2 separate regions of the Mus musculus genome follow, and region 2 is linked to region 1. Evidence: chromatin loops called from intact Hi-C (ENCODE). Cell type or tissue: heart. All regions are shown on one strand. Links, peaks and the distances in the headings refer to the core of each region. The heading gives the core; the rest is flanking DNA. Region 1 holds the start of Helb (helicase (DNA) B). Region 2 overlaps Grip1 (glutamate receptor interacting protein 1).

The links. A loop is a pair of places that touch in the nucleus more often than their neighbours do. Peaks named below come from ENCODE experiments on the same cell type or tissue, not always from the same donor. Only the 100,000 strongest peaks of a DNase experiment are listed, where the experiment ranks them.
Region 2: it touches region 1 in a loop (4-fold over the local background); 29 of 42 quality-filtered maps call a loop at or near these places.

The regions. Positions count from the first base shown.
Region 1 is chr10:120,106,648-120,116,111 of GRCm38, reverse strand. Helb (helicase (DNA) B) reads left to right here and starts at 3,147. Exons shown (of 13, transcript NM_080446.2): 1 at 3,147-3,427; 2 at 4,884-5,279; 3 at 7,057-7,226. The coding sequence starts at 3,250. In heart, for the core only: a CTCF peak has its summit at 4,266 (motif pointing right); a DNase peak (open chromatin) is centred at 3,111; H3K4me3 peaks cover 1,535 bases; H3K27ac peaks cover 1,184 bases.
Region 2 is chr10:119,798,765-119,808,228 of GRCm38, reverse strand. All of the region lies in intron 1 of Grip1 (glutamate receptor interacting protein 1), which reads right to left. It overlaps Gm51815 (a long non-coding RNA gene), which reads left to right. Exons shown (of 3, transcript XR_003949037.1): 3 at 1-9,464. Among named protein-coding and RNA genes, the nearest start is that of Gm51815, 16 kb to the left of the region's middle. In heart, for the core only: a CTCF peak has its summit at 4,393 (motif pointing left); no DNase peak of the experiment used is centred there.

The DNA.
Region 1 (9,464 bases), core at 1,071-9,070:
TCTGACTTCTGGGGTAGGGTAAGCCATGCGTCTTACTTGGAAGCACAGTTTGTGGAGTATTTTTCCTGTATCTGGGCACTTTCTCCTTCGGTAGAGACATCTATGAAGCGCAGGCAGAAAGCATGTAACAGACAGACAAGGAGGAGGGCTGTGAATGTGAATTTTTGGGCTTCACTACTGTGTGACAAGACTTCTTCCTAGAGAGCTGCTACATCCATGTCTTTCTACTCCAGATATGGAGAGTGTGACAGACCACAGTACAGATACTACCAAAGTTCAACTTGGTGAGCCAACAAGATTTGTTTTTATTTTGAAGTTACTTACAGGAGTATGGGTGAAGGGCTGTTTACAGGAGCAGAAATGACTCAAAGACAGCTGCATCACCAAGGCCCACCCCAGCACAGGTGACAGCTCACAAAATCTGGGAACCTGGAGCACACTGCAGCCTGTAGATGGCTCAAAAGGTTGGTGAGTACTGCTTCCAAGTTACTTAGTTGGACATCTCCCAGGCAGCTTGGCTGGTTTCTGCTTTTATCCCCAGACAGCTGGCCTGATTTCAGAGTCTTCTTTGCAGCCTGGTTTGTGTGAGAGTGACTCTAGGCTACTTGGCTTATTTGCTCTTGTGAAGAAAGGGTCTAGTGAATGTGTTCAGTTTCAGGGACTTCCTGTAGCATGTTTGAGTTGTTTAGCATCTGTCTTAAGGAGCTTCCCTGCAAGGTGGAATGTAGTAGTCATGGAGGAAGCTGCTACAAAATGGTGATAAGGAGGTCCCAGCATCTGTGGCTACCTGCACAGGATGCATCCAGGCAAACCTAGGCACAGATGAGGAGACGCTCCCCAAACTCCATCTTTTGCTGAGGAGGTCACAGAAGTCGTAAGCAGGTCGGTGACAGATATTTGAGGGGTGAATTTCAGAGAGCAAATACGGGGGGACACCAATAAGGAGGCCAGCAGAGAGGCTTAAGATGGATCAGAATATAAATGGCCAGACAGGCAGGACAGAAACTTGAGAGAGATGCGAAGAAGCAGAGGTCAAGGCCTCCAAACACTTTAGGATACCATAGCTATCCGTGCCAAATATTGCTGAGAGTTCAGGTAAAACACAGGCTAAAAGGTATCCTCTGCTGGCGCCTGTATTGTAACAATAACCACGTGTGAAGGAAGTGAATGAATAAGAAGCAAAAGGAGAAGGAGGTGGCTACTCCTAAAGTGAGGAGGAGATTTGTATTGTAGATATACGGGGAAGCTGGCAGAACAAGAGTACAGGCTGAACATGGCCTGCAGACTAAACGGGACCTTGAGAGGCCGGTGGTGGGGGGAGAAGAACGAGCAAGAGAGGAGCGGCCCACCAAGGTGGCCCAGGCCAAGTGGCCAATGGAGAGCACAGGGTAAACAAAAGGCGGAATTATACAGGGAAGGGAAGCAAAGCTCATGGGCTGGAGACGTTCAAGACAAGGGGAGGGGTGTGCTAGCCTTATCCTGTAACTGGCTGGGGCTAAGGGATGCAGGGAGAACCTGGCAGCCAGGTAGCATTGATATGTTAAATAGGCAACTAAGTAAGACAATTGTCTCCAGTTGGTTACTGGTAGTAATTCAAACTGTGTAGCAGAGCCTTGGAAACAAAGTTTTCCTCCCAGGAATATTTACCAATATACCTTAGGGGAAGATTAGTTCAGTTTTTCTCAAAACACATTATACCACAGTCCCTCTACATCTGTGGGGGGGGTGATTTCTGACCTCCTCAGATACTAGGGAAAATGCTATAGAGAGGGATAGAGAGATGGCTCTAACTGCTCTTCCAGAGATAGGTCCATTCCCAGCACCCACGTGACAACTAAGTATACAGCCTGGAAGTTTTGCTTTGGGTATGCAGAGTGCACAGACACATATGCTAGCAAAAAAAAAAAAAAAAAAAAAAAACCTCACGCACATGAAAAAAAAAGGAATCTAAAAGAAAGATGCCTGTGCGTATTCGTTATGGTTGATCCTATGCACGTGACATTTGGGTATGACAAATGCCTTTATTAGAAACCAGCAACACAGCTTTGGGGTTTAATAAAAACATAGTTTTTAGGATTAACGTTAGGATAATTACATAATAAACAATAACCTTAAAGTAAAATAGTATTTTATAGCGCCCCTTAAAGGGCACCGCGACTTTTAAACACTATCCATCTAGAGAACCGCGGCCGCAGTATTCAGCTTTTGTTCTTTTTTTTTTCTTTTCTTCTTTTTTTCTTTCGAGACAGGGTTTCTCTGTATAGCCCTGGCTGTCCTGGAACTCACTTTGTAGACCAGGCTGGCCTCGAACTCAGAAATCTGCCTGCCTCTGCCTCCCTAGTGCTGGGATTAAAGGCATGCGCCACCAAGCCCGGCTGTTCTTTTTTTTTCTATCTCAAGTCTGCATATTCTCTGGGCTACAAGTCCCCACCTTTTGCTTTACTGAAAACAGGAACTAGGGCGGTGGACCTAGAGTGTGTTCCAGGTCAGCCAGGGCTACACAGAGAAACCCTATCTCGAAAAAACAACAAAACAAAACAAAACAAAACAAAACAAAACAAAACAAAACAAAAAGAAGTCGAGGAGAGTAGTATATAAACGGGAAAGAAAGCCAGTGGTTTCCAAAGCGGGAAAAGCATAAAAATGGACAACCCAGGTCATGCATTAAAAATGAGAAAGTACATCACAACTTTAACTCCCAATGCAGAGGATATATACAAAGGGACCTAGTTATCTACTTGGATAAATGCCCTCCCTACATGATGTAAATTCAACTTCTCCGCGGCGCTTTTACGTGTAAGGAGGCACCTAGCCGTCGCCACCACGCTCTCCGGATTGGAGATTCACTCTTTTGGGTAGTGCCCCAAGGTCTTTAGAGGCCTCTGCTGTGTTCTTTTTAAGAGAGCGGGCAGAGGATGCCCTGCTTTCCCGGGGTTCTCTGCGCCCAAGAGTCGTGACCTTTCACCACGTCTCCTTCTCCGCAGGAAACGCCCAGCACCTCTAAAAAGAGCAGTTCTGAAACTGTCAGCAGCCAGCCCGCCGTGGTACCTCCCAGCCTGCTGGTCCCGCCTGTCACCAGTCTCCTCCTTTGGGGCGGAGCATCGCTCAGACCACGCCCCCATACCGCCCGCCTCCTGGATGTTCCCGGAAGCTGACCGGCTTACCCGGGTCGAGTTGATTGGTTGCAGTTTTGGACACCGCGCGCCAGGTTTTGTAGAGTTGTTTTGAGCCAAGTTCGCCGAAGAGATAATGGCTAGGCAGGATCGTCTGCGCGAGCTCCTGGGCCCTCTGCACCCGTACAAGAGCGACGACGAGGAGGAGGATTGTGCGCAGGAGGAGGAGGGGGAGCAGGAGGAGGAGTTTGTGGATGCCGAGGAACTCTGCAGCGGGGGCATCAAGGCGGGCAGCCTCCCTGGGCGCGCGCGAGGTGAGCCAGCGCCAGCCGGGCCGGGTTGGCAGGGGTCAAAGAAGTATTTTCGATTCTCACTGCCCGGCACCCAGCGTCCTTGACTGTTGACAGACAGACCTGTGGTGTGACTGGCTGCTTCACCGTACTTAGATGTGGTAGTAATAGTCGTAATGACTCAGAGCACATACTGTGTTAAGCTTGGTTTTTTCATATATCGTCTCGCTTAAAGTTAACAGTTGGGGGTAGTTTTACAGTCGAGGAAATAGATGCACCCTCATTCCCACCCAGAAACAGAATCCTTTAATTATTGTACCACGCTGGCTGAATAAGAGACGGAGTTGCTGTTAAGCAACTTTGAGAAAAAGAGCAAGCGCGCGGAAACACACGGCCACACACACACACACACACACACTCACATACACACAGATTTACACATATACATACACACATACATAAACACACTCATACACATTTACACACATACACTTACACATACATATACATGCCCACACATTCACACATACATGTTCATACACACACACACACACACACACATTGTATTTTCATGGTCTAGTACAGTAATAGCTGCTGACCAGGACCATGTGTGGCAACTGACCATTGGCAATTTAAACACAACTTTGGCTGTGTTTGAAATTAAATAGAAAGGATTACATGTTGATGGAAGTGTAACTGGCTATCCTGGCCAAGCATTTGCTACTGGGACAGGCCAGGGAGAGAAAATGGCGAAGTTGCTGTCTCAGTGGAAATACTACTTGTGAATTAAGCAGCCATTTTGGTTTTTTTTTTTTTTTGAGATTTATTTATTTTGTGTACATGAGTGCTCTATCTGCATCTATACCTGCATACCAGAAGAGGGCATCAGATCCCATTATAGATGATTGCGAACCACCATGTGGTTGCTGGGAATTGAATTCAGGACCTCTGGCAGAGCAGCCAGTGCTCTTGGCTGAGCCATCATGTCTATAGCACCTAGGCAGACATTCTTTAATCAGAGAAGTAACCCCAACTTAGTACTTAGTACCAGACAGCACTTGGAGAAGTGACATTCATGAGATGCAGACACGGCTTTGCTAAAGAAGTCCGCTGAGCTGAGCTCTGTGGTAACTGTAGGAACTGGCCAGGAGCAGCATGTACCTCTGAGTAACTTCATGCAGAGGGAGGCACCATGGAAAATTCTTTAAGACCTACATAAAGGCTGATACTGGCTAAGGCGGCGGTAATAGGGAGACTGGATTTAGAAGAATCAGATTCATGGCTTGAATTGTGCCTACTTCAGCAACACCCAGATGGAGCAGCATTCTGTTGTAGACAGAGTCAGTCAGAGTGAGGTGTTCCAGGTAGCGGGTAGATGTCTGTATGGGTGCTGCCTGTGTGTATGTGTGAGGGGATCAGAGTGAGGTAAATGTCGAGGGAAATCATAACAAATTTCCTGTTATCTCCCCTTCTCATTTAGTGTCTATCCCTGATGAGTATACTAAAGAGAAATGTACCGTGTACGGACGTTTCCCACTCAAAGGTCCGTGGTGGCGCGTGAAGGTCCAGGTCCTGAAACCCCAGCGATCCAGGAGCTATCAAGTTCAAGGCTTTCCGGCATACTTTCTACAGGTTGATATGTCGCCACCAGATCAAAAACAAATCTGTTCGCTTTTTCTTAAAGAATGCAACTTAGCCTCTGAGCGCATACAGGAATTTTTAAAATGGGTAGAAAAAGTGTCAAGCTTTGAAAATCTACACTTTGAAAATCTTTGGGAAACATTAAGGCTTTTCTACAGAGAAACCGAAAAGAAAGATAAAAAGCTGTCTACACCAAGGGAGCAGCAGGGTGAGGAGATGAGAGTGGAAAAATCATGTAAGTACTATTTCTATTGGTGAGTTTTGGTGTCAGCCAGACATTCAGGGACTGGAGTGCTTCAACTGTTAATTTTGCTGTACCTTCCACGGATAAATTGAGCATCTCTAATCAGAAACTCTGAAATGCTCTATGAGGTAAAACTTTTTGACCATGGACATGGTAGACCAGGCTGGCCTCGAACTCAGAAATCCGTCTGCCTCTGCCTCAGAAGTGTTGGGATTGAAGGCGTGCACCACCCTGCCTGGCTAAAACTGTTATTTTTTTAACAGTTTAAAGTAAGTTAGTAGCTTTTATACTACAGGTGACATTTTCTGATCCATGGGCATGAACTCTGTCTCATTCACAAAATTATTATTTTCTTTTTTTGGTTTTTCGAGACAGGGTTTCTCTGTATAGCCCTGGCTGTCCTGGAACTTACTCTGTAGACCAGGCTGGCCTCGAACTCAGAAATCCACCTGCCTCTGCCTCCCGAGTGCTGGGATTAAAGGTGTGCGCCACCACGCCTGGCTCACAAATTATTAAAATCTTTTTACAGTGTTATTTTCAGCCTCTGTGTTTAAGGTGCCTATGAAAAGTAAATGGGTTGTATATTTAGGCTTGGGTCTCATCCCCACACCTTCTTCTTATATTATTATTATCTTAGATTATGGAGAAAAAAAAGGCCCAACTATTTCTTATAAGCATTTAAGAGCGAGGACACAAATTTTCTCATAGCCTGCAGGCCACATGTGGTCAGGGATAGCTATGAACATGGTTCAAGGGAAAATAACCTTATTTAAGATAGGATATTTAGCCGGGCAGTGGTGACGCACACCTTTAATCCCAGCTCTTGCAAGACAGAGGCAGGGTAATCTCTGAGTTCTAGGGCAGCCTGGTCTACAGAGTGAGTTCCAGGACAGCCAGGGCTATACAGAGAAACTCTGTTTCGAAAACCAGAAGAAAAAAAAAGACGTCAGATATATTGATTTTTATTTCTTTGTGACTTAGTTGTTTGGTTTTAAGACATAAACCTTTTCTGTGACAACATAAAAGTTTGGGCACGCCTGGGGTCCTCTTGGAAGTCGGTTTGATGAAAACGTTGTGTTGCCTTTGGTGTCCCTCCCCCGTGACGTGGATTCTGTATGGCCATCTTCAAGATCCAGGGCTTCCACCTTGAAACTGCGATTCTCTTTCTTGACTTTTGGGTTTGTGGAGAGAACTCTGAGTCACTAAAACAGAACCCAGTGCCCGTTTTTAAGAAGACAAAAGAGAAAGGAAAGCTTTGGAATTTTAGAAATATCCCAATTCCAAATGATTTAAAATAGCTGCACGCCGTGGATTTCACTGTGAACATCCACAGACTGAGAGAATTTCCTTCATGAAAGCAGAGGACGCTTGCACCACACCAAATGACTTCCAGGTCAAAAGGGCCGTAGTTCCAATTGGGAAAATAATTGTAAAGGTTAATGTATAAGTGGTTGGCTTTGTACTTGGTTTTAAGTTTACCCTTATGGGATGCATTCAAGGTTTATTTTTATAATTATGTTGCAAACAAAAGACTAAAGCATTAAGTGTATAACAAGCATTAAGTGTATAGAAAGTTTGCTGTTCATAACAAAGGAAGCAGTGACCTTGCTAGAAATTGTTTTATTAACTTTCTTAGTGCTTCAGGTAAGTTGAATAATCCTGATTTAGGGGTCTTGAGCGGATTGTGCTAAGAGAGAACACTCCCGCGGTCCGTCTGTCTGGGCTCACTTGTGTGTGCTTTGATTTGCTCTTTCCTGATCTCTTGCAGTCGCATTTATAAGTGCAATGGTAGCTCTGCAATTCCCCAAAGTCATGGAATTCCTTCCATCGCTTTTCCCTCGACACTTCAAAAGGCTCATCAGCTCGAGTTCTGATTGGGTGCTGGGATGCATAGAAGATGTTCTGGGTACACAGCCGTGGAAGCTGGGCTTCAGGAGGGTGAGTGAGACCCTGGGTCTGCGCATTTTGTCATCTTGTATATAAGGCAGAGTTCTTCAAATCTGGCAATATTTGAATTTCCTTCCATGGAGAATATATATGGATGTACTGCGTGTTACAGATAGACAGAAATGTCTTAGGTCTGTAATTTTTTTTTCCCCTAAGATTTATTTAGTATTATATGTAAGTTCACTGTAGCTGTCTTCAGACACACCAGAAGAGGATGTCAGCTCTCACTACAGGTGGTTGTGAGCAACCATGTGGTTGCTGGGATTTGAACTCAGCAGTCAGTGCTCTTGCCCGTTGAACCATCTCTCCAGCTCCCTTAGGTCTGTAATTCTGACACGAGGATAGAGTCAATGAATAATAAAGTCAGCCGGTCTTGGTGGCACACGCATTTAATCCCAGCACTCGGGAGGCAGAGGCAGGCGGATTTCTGAGTTCGAGGCTAGCCTGGTCTACAAAGTGAGTTCCAGGACAGACAGGGCTACACAGAGAAACCCTGTCTTGAAAAGCCAAAAAAAAAAAAAAAAAAAAAAAAGAATAATGAAGTCAGTTGAATCATCAACAGAGAACAAAATAGCGAGGTACATACCGTTCAGATTATTGCTGTTAATTTGGTCATTCAGTGTCACGTGGTAGTACATGCTTTTCAGCCACTCAGCTGTCATTTGCCAGTCTTGTTGAGGACAGCAGTTCTCAGGACTCCACTGAGTTCGTTCTGTTCTGCAGCACGCTCTCCCCCTTCCCAGTCTCAACCGCTGCAGACGTGTTCTCAGGATACATCACGCTGTCGTTCACTCCTTAATTGGCCCAGTAACCCCATTTACATGTAAGTCCAAATTTGTCGTTATTGTTAGAGATCAAGAGTCGAGAGCGGCCCTTGTGGACCAGGACGGTGCTAGGAGTCGATGTCTTTCTTAAATCTTGGTAGCTATCAAGTGGTTTTCCAAATTAAAATGTTGTTGATTAAGTTTGATCAGCTTTTAGTATGAGAATTAAGGGGTTTCTGCCTCCCATCCTAGCAAGGAAATAGAGGTACCCTTTGTTGACCTTCTCCAGAGGGGCTCTAGACTTAGGGAGCTAAGCCAGGAAGGATTCCTGGAAACGTGATGGATCATTCATCAGGGGACAGGTCTCTCCTTACCTTCGTGCTAGTATCAAGAAGCTTTGTGTTCGGTCTCTTTACTGCAGGAGTTGCTCTCCCTGGGGAACTTAAGCGAGCTTACTCCTTCATCGAAGGACATCAGTCTTAGGAGCTTCCGGCCCACTCAGTGCTGTGCCCTTCTTGAACATGCATCACCTCTGAATTAGTCAGGGTTCTCTAGAGTCACAGAACTTATGAGTAGTCTCTATAGAGTAAGGGGATTTGTTGATGACTTACAGTCTATAGTCCAACTCCCCAACAATGGTCTGCAGCAGCTGTGAATGGGAGTCCAAGGATCTGGCAGTTGCTCAGTCCTACAAGACAAGCAGGCAAAGAAGAGAGAGCGAATCTTCCTTCTTCCAATGTCCTCGTGGAGGTCTCCAGTAGAAGGTGTGGCCCAGATTAAAGGTGTGTGCCACCACCCCTGGATCTGGGACTTGCTTTGGCCCAGATGACCTTGAACTCAGAGATCTCCCTGTCTTCTGGGATTCATGGCCACTATGCCTCAAGATCTCCATACCAAGATCCAGGTCAGAAATTTGTATCTCCCAGCCTCCAGATTAGGATCACAGGTGAGCCTTCCAATTCTGGATTGTAGTTCATTCCAGATATAGTCAAGTTGACAACCAGGAATAGCCACTACAACCTCTTTGAAAGGCACTGTCTCCAAATGGAGTGCAATTCTGAGACAGTAGGGACTTTAGTGTTTGACTTTTGAGAGAACACTAGGTAGTCTATAAAAGGAACAGAGTTCCCCAGGAAGGGCATCCCCATGAAGATAATGGAGGTGAAGGATAATGTGGTGAGATGCCTCCTTTGTAGTGTTTGGGAAGAATTATCGATAAACACATGGCAAACCAAGCAAGCCAAGAGAATAAGACAGTTGTTCACTTCCCAATATGTGCTAAGGCCCCTGCAAATTCAATGTCAGTGAAGGATGCCTCTCCACTGGGAATCTTACATATTACATGTTAAACTGATTTCACTGGACTGATTAATTAAGAGTGTGTGTGTGTGTGTGTGTGTGTGTGTGTGTGTGTGTGTGTGTGCTAAAGCTCTTTCCCTAGGCAAGTAGTAATTGTTATCTTACA
Region 2 (9,464 bases), core at 634-8,633, 310 kb after region 1:
CTCAGTGGCAGGAATAGAAGCAGGACACAGCCATGATCCACAGGTGAAAGAGGAAGGGAGGAGGGGCCAAAGTTGATGGTGATGACGACGATGATGACGACGATGACAACAACAACAATAAAGCTGGGGAGATGGGGGAGCTTTGAATTCTGAAAGTTACCCTATATGTCATTCTCAATGCTGTCCCCACCGCCGGCATGGCTTGGGTCTTGAGTGCTGAGGAAGGGCTAAAGTAGTTTCTCATTGAGTTCTCACAGGATTGCTTCCTGCAAAGGCCTAGGCTTAGCAAGGTAAAACCCGGAACCCAAATAAATGTATGTGTTCAAAATAGGCAGCACAAAGAGCTGACTCACTAGTGTTGTGAAGTGATTAGCAGGATGGATTGACGCACCCTCCGCTGTTCCTGGTTCCCTCGGATGCTGGTGACAATTAAGATGGCCCCCTCCACACAGTGCAGTGGTATCTGCAGTCACTGCTAGGTCATCATCAGATAGTGCAGATCTCTAGAGCTTGGTTCTCTTGGGTTTCTGCCTTCTAACCAACATTCCCTTTATCTTCCTGACTCGGAGACCTACTGGGGTGCTTCCTGCTGCTATGAGTTTGATTTTGGTGGTTGTTGTTGTTTAAATGCCACAGACGCACAGCAGGGTCGTCGAGTATTAAATCTGCCCGTTTTATTCCTTGTAAAAGTTTGAACACTGGGGATATCATAAAGATCCAAGTGTCAAAGACCTGGTCTCCTAGATGTCCATATCAAAAGTGCAGGGACTTCTATGAGGTAAGGCTTTGTGGGAGATGCTCAGGTCATTGGGTGTGTACCCTCCAATGTAGTCAGACAACACCAGTCTATTCGTCTCTCCATTCCATGACTCATGACTGAAGTGTTTCTGCTCCTATCACACACTCGTGACTTTTCCTCCCTCTGTGTTTGTCTTTCTTTATTTGAATTATCGGAGATCAAACTTAGGGTCTTCTAGATGGCATGCAAGGGCTCGTCAGCTGAGCTATACTACCTGACGCTAGTCTCAGAGCATTGGGAGCAAATGGTCACGTGCAAGAATATCCAAAGCTATAAAAGTAATGGTTTTCTTGTTGTAAATCGGTGATTATATCAGCTAAGTAATTATAGTCACAGAGAGCTTGGCCTAGTGCCCTTCAGATTCATCCATGCTGTAGTAAGTACCAGGACTCTCTTCTTTGAGGCTACTATTCCTGGTATACAGTGCATCTTCCTCATCAGATCACCCATCGATGGACACGTAGGCTGATACCATTCCCTGCCTTTCATCAATAATGCTGCAATGGACATGCCCATGACCAGTCTATCCCGATGATTTCCTTTGTCCATGTTGTTTAGATAAGGGATTACCAGATTACAAAGTAATTTGGGACCTTCTATGCTATTTTGAATAATGATACCATTTTCCATTCCTACCTACAGTGTCTAGGGTTCTCCCCCCACCCCCACCACATTCCTGTCATTCTCTGAACTAGGTTTTCGAGGGACATTCAGGAGCTTGCTTGATCCAAAGGGAATCCCAGGAGGATGAGACTTTGGGCCTGGCACAGGCTAATGAAAACCACCAGCCCTACATCCACTGCTTACAGGAAGAAACAAAACTGGTGAGCTGTGAACAGAGCCCCAAAGTAATGGCCCAATTTACCTTTGAAATATAATAAAATGTCTTTTAAGCAGGAGATTAGAGACTTTCTTGGCATAATCCACAGCACAGGACAGCTCTGGAGTAAATTTACACCCTGTCCTTCCCGCTCCCCACCCCCCTCCTTTGGTGTTCCATTATCAATCTCTCAGCGGGGCTGGGATTTCAGCAGAATTGGAAATAACAGCATTCTGCAAATCCCTGCGCGGTCCTGCTGTCCCCCCTTCTCCCCCATCACACGCGGATGCCTCTGAGCTGTTGCAGATTAAAGGTAATTCTCGGTCATTACTGGTGTCATTTATCACCCTCCCTGCGTGTTTCTTTTGTGCAAACCTTGAGGAAGCCTCACTCATTTGTGGAAGTTCAGACTCTAAGTGGAGAATGAAGCTGTGGCCTTTTTTCCTTCTTTTTCTCTTTCCTGGGCAGTACTTCTAGGTGTTTCTTAGGATACAGCCCCTTCCACTGCTGCGACGATGACAGCCAGGGCCAAGCTTGTCAGGAGACAAAAGACAAGGCCATCTATCACCATCATTTGGAAATCTCATCTAGCGAAGGATTTATGATCTGCTGGGGTTCAGAGGAGATTAAAAGAAAACAAAACAGAGGTTGAATAAAGAATGTCTGCTGGCACATGAAGACGAGAGGGATTTCAGAGGAGACCCGAGGTGATTGGCATGCAGTCAGACGTGCCACATGACCCAGGACACTGTGCCACACCGGCGTGGTCGGGGAGAGTTGGAGACTGCTAAGTGGCATGGTTGTGCCATTTGAAGAGCGGCCCACCTCCGGAACATCTGATGTGGACAGGAGAGAGGGGCATGCATACAGAACTGTGGAACCAGACTCTTATGGTCAACAAGCTATCCTATAGGCTAGACACAATGACAGCCTCGTGCCTCAGCCTTCCTGGTTTTCCATGAAGGGGTTGGTTGTTATGATCTTAATTCAAGATGTAAACCTAGAACTCCCTCCCCGTTAGAAAGTAACCAACATTCAGTAAATGCTAGGCTGGCCTCCCAAAAGCCACCAGTGACCCACTCTCATTGAACTGTCAAGAAGGGTAGAGAAGTTACCAAGACTATTTACAATAGCCTCAGTACAGGGGTGCTGCTGGAATGTGTTATTGCCACACATGTCGCCATGCCAACAGCATCTCTCTAGTCATCCTAGCCGTTCCAGAGAGCCAGGTCTTAAACTGGACGGGTGAAACCTCTGTCTTAACTGGTTATCAGACTGGTGGCTTAAGGGACACTTTGTAACCTATAAATGTACTGGTTTTGCCTGAGTGGAATTTAGAAATGACTCAGCTGCATAGCTCACTACAACTTGTGCTTCTTTTAAATGACACACACACGGGGCTTGCCTTAGAGAATTGATACAAGTTCACCTCACCTAGTGCCTACAGTTTTGTACGGTGACTCTCGGGGGGGACTGAACAACAGAACCCACCTCTTCTAAATGTGGACCAAATACGTCCCAGATTTCCCCAGTGGCTTAGCAGGCTTCTTACATCCACTGTAGCTTGTCTGAATCTTCTAGGGACTTAAGATTCTTGTCTCTTCTTATAGGTTCCCTTGGGTGATGCACCTCCCAGATACAGTTTCTTCCTCTTACAATGTAATTTGATGAGATACACCCCTCCACAGCTCCTTCTGGGACCAACACCCCCCCCCCTCCGCCCCCAGCTACCCAATGGAGCCTCTCTTAAAAATCCACCAAGTCCAGTCTCTGCTGCCCACATACTCTTGGCTATGTGGCCTTCACTGGAGGGTGGTCCACTCACCGGGGGTTGCCCTCTTGAAGAAAACTGATATGCCCCCTTTAGCAATTATTACTTCCCAATAGCTGCTGAGATGGGGGTGGGCGCTCATGCCCTCTTCTCCTCTCTAGGCTGGATTTTTGTTTTGCGTGAGCTTGTACAGACCTTGCACGTGACGCCTCAGCTGCTGTGAATCCACACGTGCAACTGCACCACGGTATCCCCAAGACACTGTTTTCCTGTCGCTAACTCCTGCTCTGATCTTCTTACAAGCTCCCTTCCCCTTTTAGTGCATCTGTCAACCCTCCCTAGAGAGAAGCTTCCCTTGGCAGTCGACAGTGATCCACACAGACACCCACAACTGCTCAAGGTACAGAGAGTCAGAGACTCTGCAGTGCTTGGTCTGAAGGAGACATCTTTGGTCTTACAACCTCTCCTCCCAAGGCACAGGCGTCCTCAGGGAAGAAGAGCTGGGAAGAACGTAAGAGTCAGATGCATATTTTAAAGCTCCAAACTGGTCCAAGGAGGCGCTCCTGCTGGTAAAATGCGCACCTGCGAGTGGCCCTACTGTGTGCAGAACTTCCAGGAGAACCACAGGTTTGCTCTAAATCTTACAAAAAATGCTTCTTGCTTTATTGGCTTCGTGAGGGACAGGGAAAGCCCATACTCGCTCTTCCTCAGGTTACAGCTATGTCAGGGAGGTACCATGAGTCATGAGTAAGTTACTCGGGTGTGGAAAATGAAAGACTCTGATTAGGAGGATGCTTGTGAACAGATGACAAATGTAGAGGGTGACGTCATTGCAGTCAAAGTCTCCATATTTACAAACATATGCACTTACTCTATCATTTCACTACCTAAACTCTCCTCACCTTTGTCACTTTTCTCACATAGAAAGCCACTTACTTATAGCTCTGGTGGCATCACTGAGAGCATTAAGGTAACATCCATTGTCAAGACACTTTACTGCCATCTGCTGGTAGAAACATGCCATTACTCACTACATACTCTGGCTAAGATGTGAATGGTACCCCATCCATCAGCTCTGATTTGGACAATGTCTGACCACTCCCAACAACCTGTGAGCTCTGAGCATCTCCACGAGGGGGAGCAGCGGAAAGCGGTTGCTACGTTGTTTTGAAGAAAGAAGTTTAAGGATAACTTTAATACTCAAAAGAGAGTGGAGTTTCTGCGAATTAATTATCTCTTTCCCCAGAGCACTTTATTCCTTTCTGTGGTTGTGAAAACCAGGCTTTGAATTCTATTCTGACCTGACTGTGCTAGAAGGGACATGGGGATGCTATGTCGTCGTAAATGTTTGATATGACTATGATTTTACTGCTCCCCATATCTGCCAGAACCAGCTTCTTCAGCCGACAGTGAAGAAAACAGAGAATGCCTACCAGCAAGGCTTGTATTACTGTCAGGGGGAATGCTTGATACAGCACAATCAACAGCGATATTAACTGCTGTTGACTCCGGAGGTGATATTAATTATTGATGCCGTTCCTGTGATCTCACGTTCTTCCCAATGTGCAGAGACATTGTTACTCTAGTTTCCCATCTTACAATCACCATTATTGAGACGTTTCTATGTCACAGAGGTAGACCAGAGTCTGAGTCTGCAACTCTGCGAACAGGTACCCTGTGGCCAAGGGCGGAGCCAGTGCCAGGCTTAAACTAGTTAAGATAGTCTGCTTTCACACTTGAACTGGGCCTGATGGCTCCCTGGACCCTTGAAGTCTTATGGAGGTCTGTTGATGATATTGTCATAATGCCATAAAGGAAATGGAAATCATAGAGTAATGACACAGAGAATGGCTTCTTGGTCCTCTATCTACATCACTGTCCTACTGACGTCATGGCGACTTCAACAGGAGAAACGCACTGGCTAAGAGAATCCGCTTCGGGAACTAGCTGAGTTGCTGACCGCAGAAGGGCACAGCGCATGTGCAGAAGACCCTTACGCGCCAGAGAGGTCTCTGCTCAAAGCACAGTGCTGACAGAGCACGCAGCCCAAGCCTTTTCTTCCTAGCATCTGTTTATACAAATTCTGACCAGGTGGCAAACTCTTCCCCTCTGCTCTCAAGCAACAGGATGCAGGACAGAGAACACCTGTTCCAAAACTGCTCTGATTAGCTGGAAGCTGGCAGGTATAGCAAGGGCTGAGGGCCACTCGGCAGGAGAGGATCCTGCTGCCTTGTCAGCCCTTGGCTCTGCTCCTGATCTTGGCTGTAGTCCCTGTCGGTGGCTAATGGGATTGATCCACGGGCATAAATCTTTAAACTCCTGCTGGCAAGTGCGACGTTATCTTATCCAAGGCCACCACAGTGTGCCACTGCTATCTAAAAGCAAATGTTTCCAACTTGAGGAAGATACTGGAGGTGCAGGTAGGGGTGTGATGCCCTCCGCTCTCACACAGCTTCCGGGGAAAGTGTGTCATTCAGGTGATTGTGCATGCACACGTGAGTGGACGTCTTTCATGATTTATGTATGCGAGTTTGCTTAGAGAAGGTAATGATAACCAAGTCAGCACGTGCTGGTTGGAGAAATAGAAGCAACACTCCCAGGGGAAACTTAGGGGAGCAATAAATAGAGGGGGAGGTGAAGAACACTGTGGGAGAGTATCCTAGACAAGGGAGTGTGTGCAGGACGGAGGAGACCGAAGCTCCATGAAGAAGGAACAACATGGGAGATTGGAGATGGGGTCTGAAGGGAAAGGACAGAGCTCAGGGAAGAAGGGACAGAAGAGCCGAAGTGGGAGGAGTGGGTGAGAAGCTGGTGTGTCGTTGAAAAGCCCCATCAGGACAGCCCACTGCAGCATGCATGCACTGGACACTCCTTAGGGTGTCTCAGCCATGGTCCCTCAACCCAACAGGCACACACATTTCGGCCGGCCCTTTTAGGTTTCTAAGGATAGAAAACTCTCACACAGAATGCTGTCATGTTAGTATCTGCTTGCTGATACTAAAGCACTGATCTAAACTTGACTCACAACAGTGATAAGAGGGAAATTCTAGATTTTGTTGTTGTTGTTGTTGTTGTTATTTACAGACATAAAAGTCAAAGGGCAGCATGAACCTAAGTCAGAGATAGAATATAGTCAGTGTGGTTAAGAAACTTAGAAAATAATTATAGAATGTTAGAGCCAAGGAAGGGATATTTGGAAGCTTGCAACCAACGGAGTTTGGTGTGTGCTCAAAACTGCTCAGGAAATGAAGGTTTCTGTGAATCTTCTAATTTCAATGGTTCTTAAATCACACTCCCTGTGATTTGAGGTTGCTCTGGGTTTTGTACAGCAACTCTGTAACTCTAAACTGAAGAGTCCACCCATTGTGAATGTGAACATGAACGTAAGTCTAATTTATTAAGCAGGTGTTATGCTCTGTGAACAGTTGTGAATGGATGGATGCAGGGATGAGCAGTATATTAAGAAAAATACAAATGGAATGACTTGACCTTTCATCATCGAGAGCAGAAGGACCGATGCTTAAAGATGTATTTATTTTTATTTTAGGCGCACAAACGATGTGCCAGCAGGAGTGTCTGTGCAGCACATGTATCCTCCGCCTATGAGACCAGAAAAGGGAAGCAGATCCCTTGGAGCTGATGTTACAGACCGTCCTGTGCTGCCACGAGGGTGCTGGGAACCAAACTCGGTCCTCTACATGAATATCAAGTACTCTTAACTGTTAAGCCATCTCTCCAAAACCCGGGACTGAAATTTAAAGGGTAGAGAAAAAAAAAAAAACCAAAAAAACCAAAAAAACAGTTTTCTCTTCCTCCTTCCCTATGTCCTATTTTCTTCGCATCAAGAGAAGGATAAAAATAGCCCTGGCCTTTTGCTGACTTCTGAGGGATGTGGGAACGGATAAATGCGTTCGGGTGTGTCAAGCTCCTGAAGTTCCTTAGGGAGAAGCCACAGGTTTTAATGTCATAATAACAAGCTACTTGTTAAGCTGTTGCTCCTCTAAACATATCATAAGTATCTTCAAACCAAGGTTGGAGCAGGTCACGTGCCCAATAGCAAACTTCTGCCAGCTCACCTGGCTCTTAGCCTGGTGCTTCTCTGGGGCTCAGTGTGGGCTAATACTGAATCTGAGTTTATTTAGGTTGAGTGGTTTGAGCTGGAGGTGTGATGTCTTCCTGCAGGGAACTGAATAGGAGCAGGGATGGCCCTGACGCCATCTTCCTCTGTCTACTAGACTCCAGGAGAGAGGGGGCGGGGTAGGGAGAGGAAAACAGTGGATATCAAGCTTTTCCAAGCTTGTAACACTTTTTTTTTTGTAGGAAGTAACACCACATTTCTCATGCATGTCTCCATGGAAAAACGTATTGTTCTGATTAGAAAACACACATCAAGGTCCCCACCTCAATAAAGAGAAGTAAAATAAAAATAAAAGCTTATTCATTCTCTTAATATTGATCCAGACAATATATCTAGATTTGCCTGGATTCTAGATGTAGAAAGGTCTTCTCTACATAGAGTTAAATACAGAAAAGAATATGAAAAGTAATGTTTTCTGCAATATGTAAAATATTAAGCACTGGAAAAAAAAGAAAGACACTGATAAATGGGACCTTGCAGTCTCATGATATCGGTCAGATTTTTAAAAAGTCATCATACCGCCATTGCGTACCTGGGCTTGAACACGCACTGGGAAGAACACAGCAGAAGTAAGACATACGTGAGCAAAGAAACTAAAACCGTAACTTCACACAAGTTAGAAGCCAGGCTGTACCTATGTACAATAGCATTTTTTAATATATGAACACACCATATGCTTTTAAAATATCAAGTATATGAAGCTGCATTTGTGCGGAGCCATATTCTCATTTCCGTTCAGGACACCACCCTTTGGAAGTTCCCTTCTCCCAGATTCTGCGCAGCTTAATTTCTCCTTCCCGGGATGGTTCTGTTTCAACTGTCTTCACTTTATCAACTTAGACCAAAAAAAAAAAAAAACCCTGCTAGTCTCTGAAGTGAAACTTCAGGAAGCATTTTGTCCTCTAGATGGGACCTTGTCCTCATTAGAATTGGGAAAAGAAAATGTATTAGCTACTTCGCTCTTTGCTGTGACCAAACCCTGGTCACAAAGCAGCTTAAAGGAGGAGAAGATACTTTGGTTCAAGGTTGGAAAGGATCTGGTCCGTCATGATAAAGAACGCTTGGAAGCAGGGGCGCCATGGTCGCCAGGAAACAGTCTCGAGGGCTGGTTCTCGGCTGGCTTTCTCCTTTCCCCCTTTGTTTCAGCCTGGGGCCCCAGGCCATGGCCTGGTTCTACTCAGATTCAGGGCTGGAAAAGCCCCTCTCTCTCTCACACACACATACACCTAACGGTGTGCCTCCCTCATCAATACCTCAGGTATCCAAGTTGACAATCAAACTCAGTTACCACAGGAAATACGCAGCTTTGCTTCGAGGGAGTTCCTTTAACGCATTGAGTATTGTTTCTCCATCCTTGGCTCCAGAGCAGCCTTCTACCTTGTCCTACAGGAGTGAAATCTGACTTTTGTAGATGCTTAGGAAATTCAAGATAGACTACACAAACACACTATTCACATCCTCTATTGTTACCATGATAAACTTAATTATTTATTTCTTTGATTTTTTGTTTTGTTTTGTTTTGTTTTTCAAGACAGGGTTTCTCTGTGTAGTCCTGGCTGTCCTCAAACTCAGAAGTCCGCCTGCCTCTGCCTCCCAAGTGCTGGGATTAAAGGCATGCACCACCACTGCCTGGCATCTTTGAATTTTTAAGGCACAGTATTTGGAGCGTGACGGCCTGGGGTGAGACCACAGAACACATATTTCTACTCTGTGACTATGAATACATGCAGGTCTTTGTGAGCCAGGAACATTGTAACACCTGTCTTTGAGTTTTTTGAGGGTAGCTTTGTGCCCTTCAGGTAGCCCTGCAAATGGTAGCTATTACATAATGATCGCTTTCTTCCTGTCTCCGTCTTATCATAGTATGTGTCAGGACCACATCACATTAGAACATCATAGGTCTACATAAGCCAGCTCTCCCTGATTCAGGAGCACT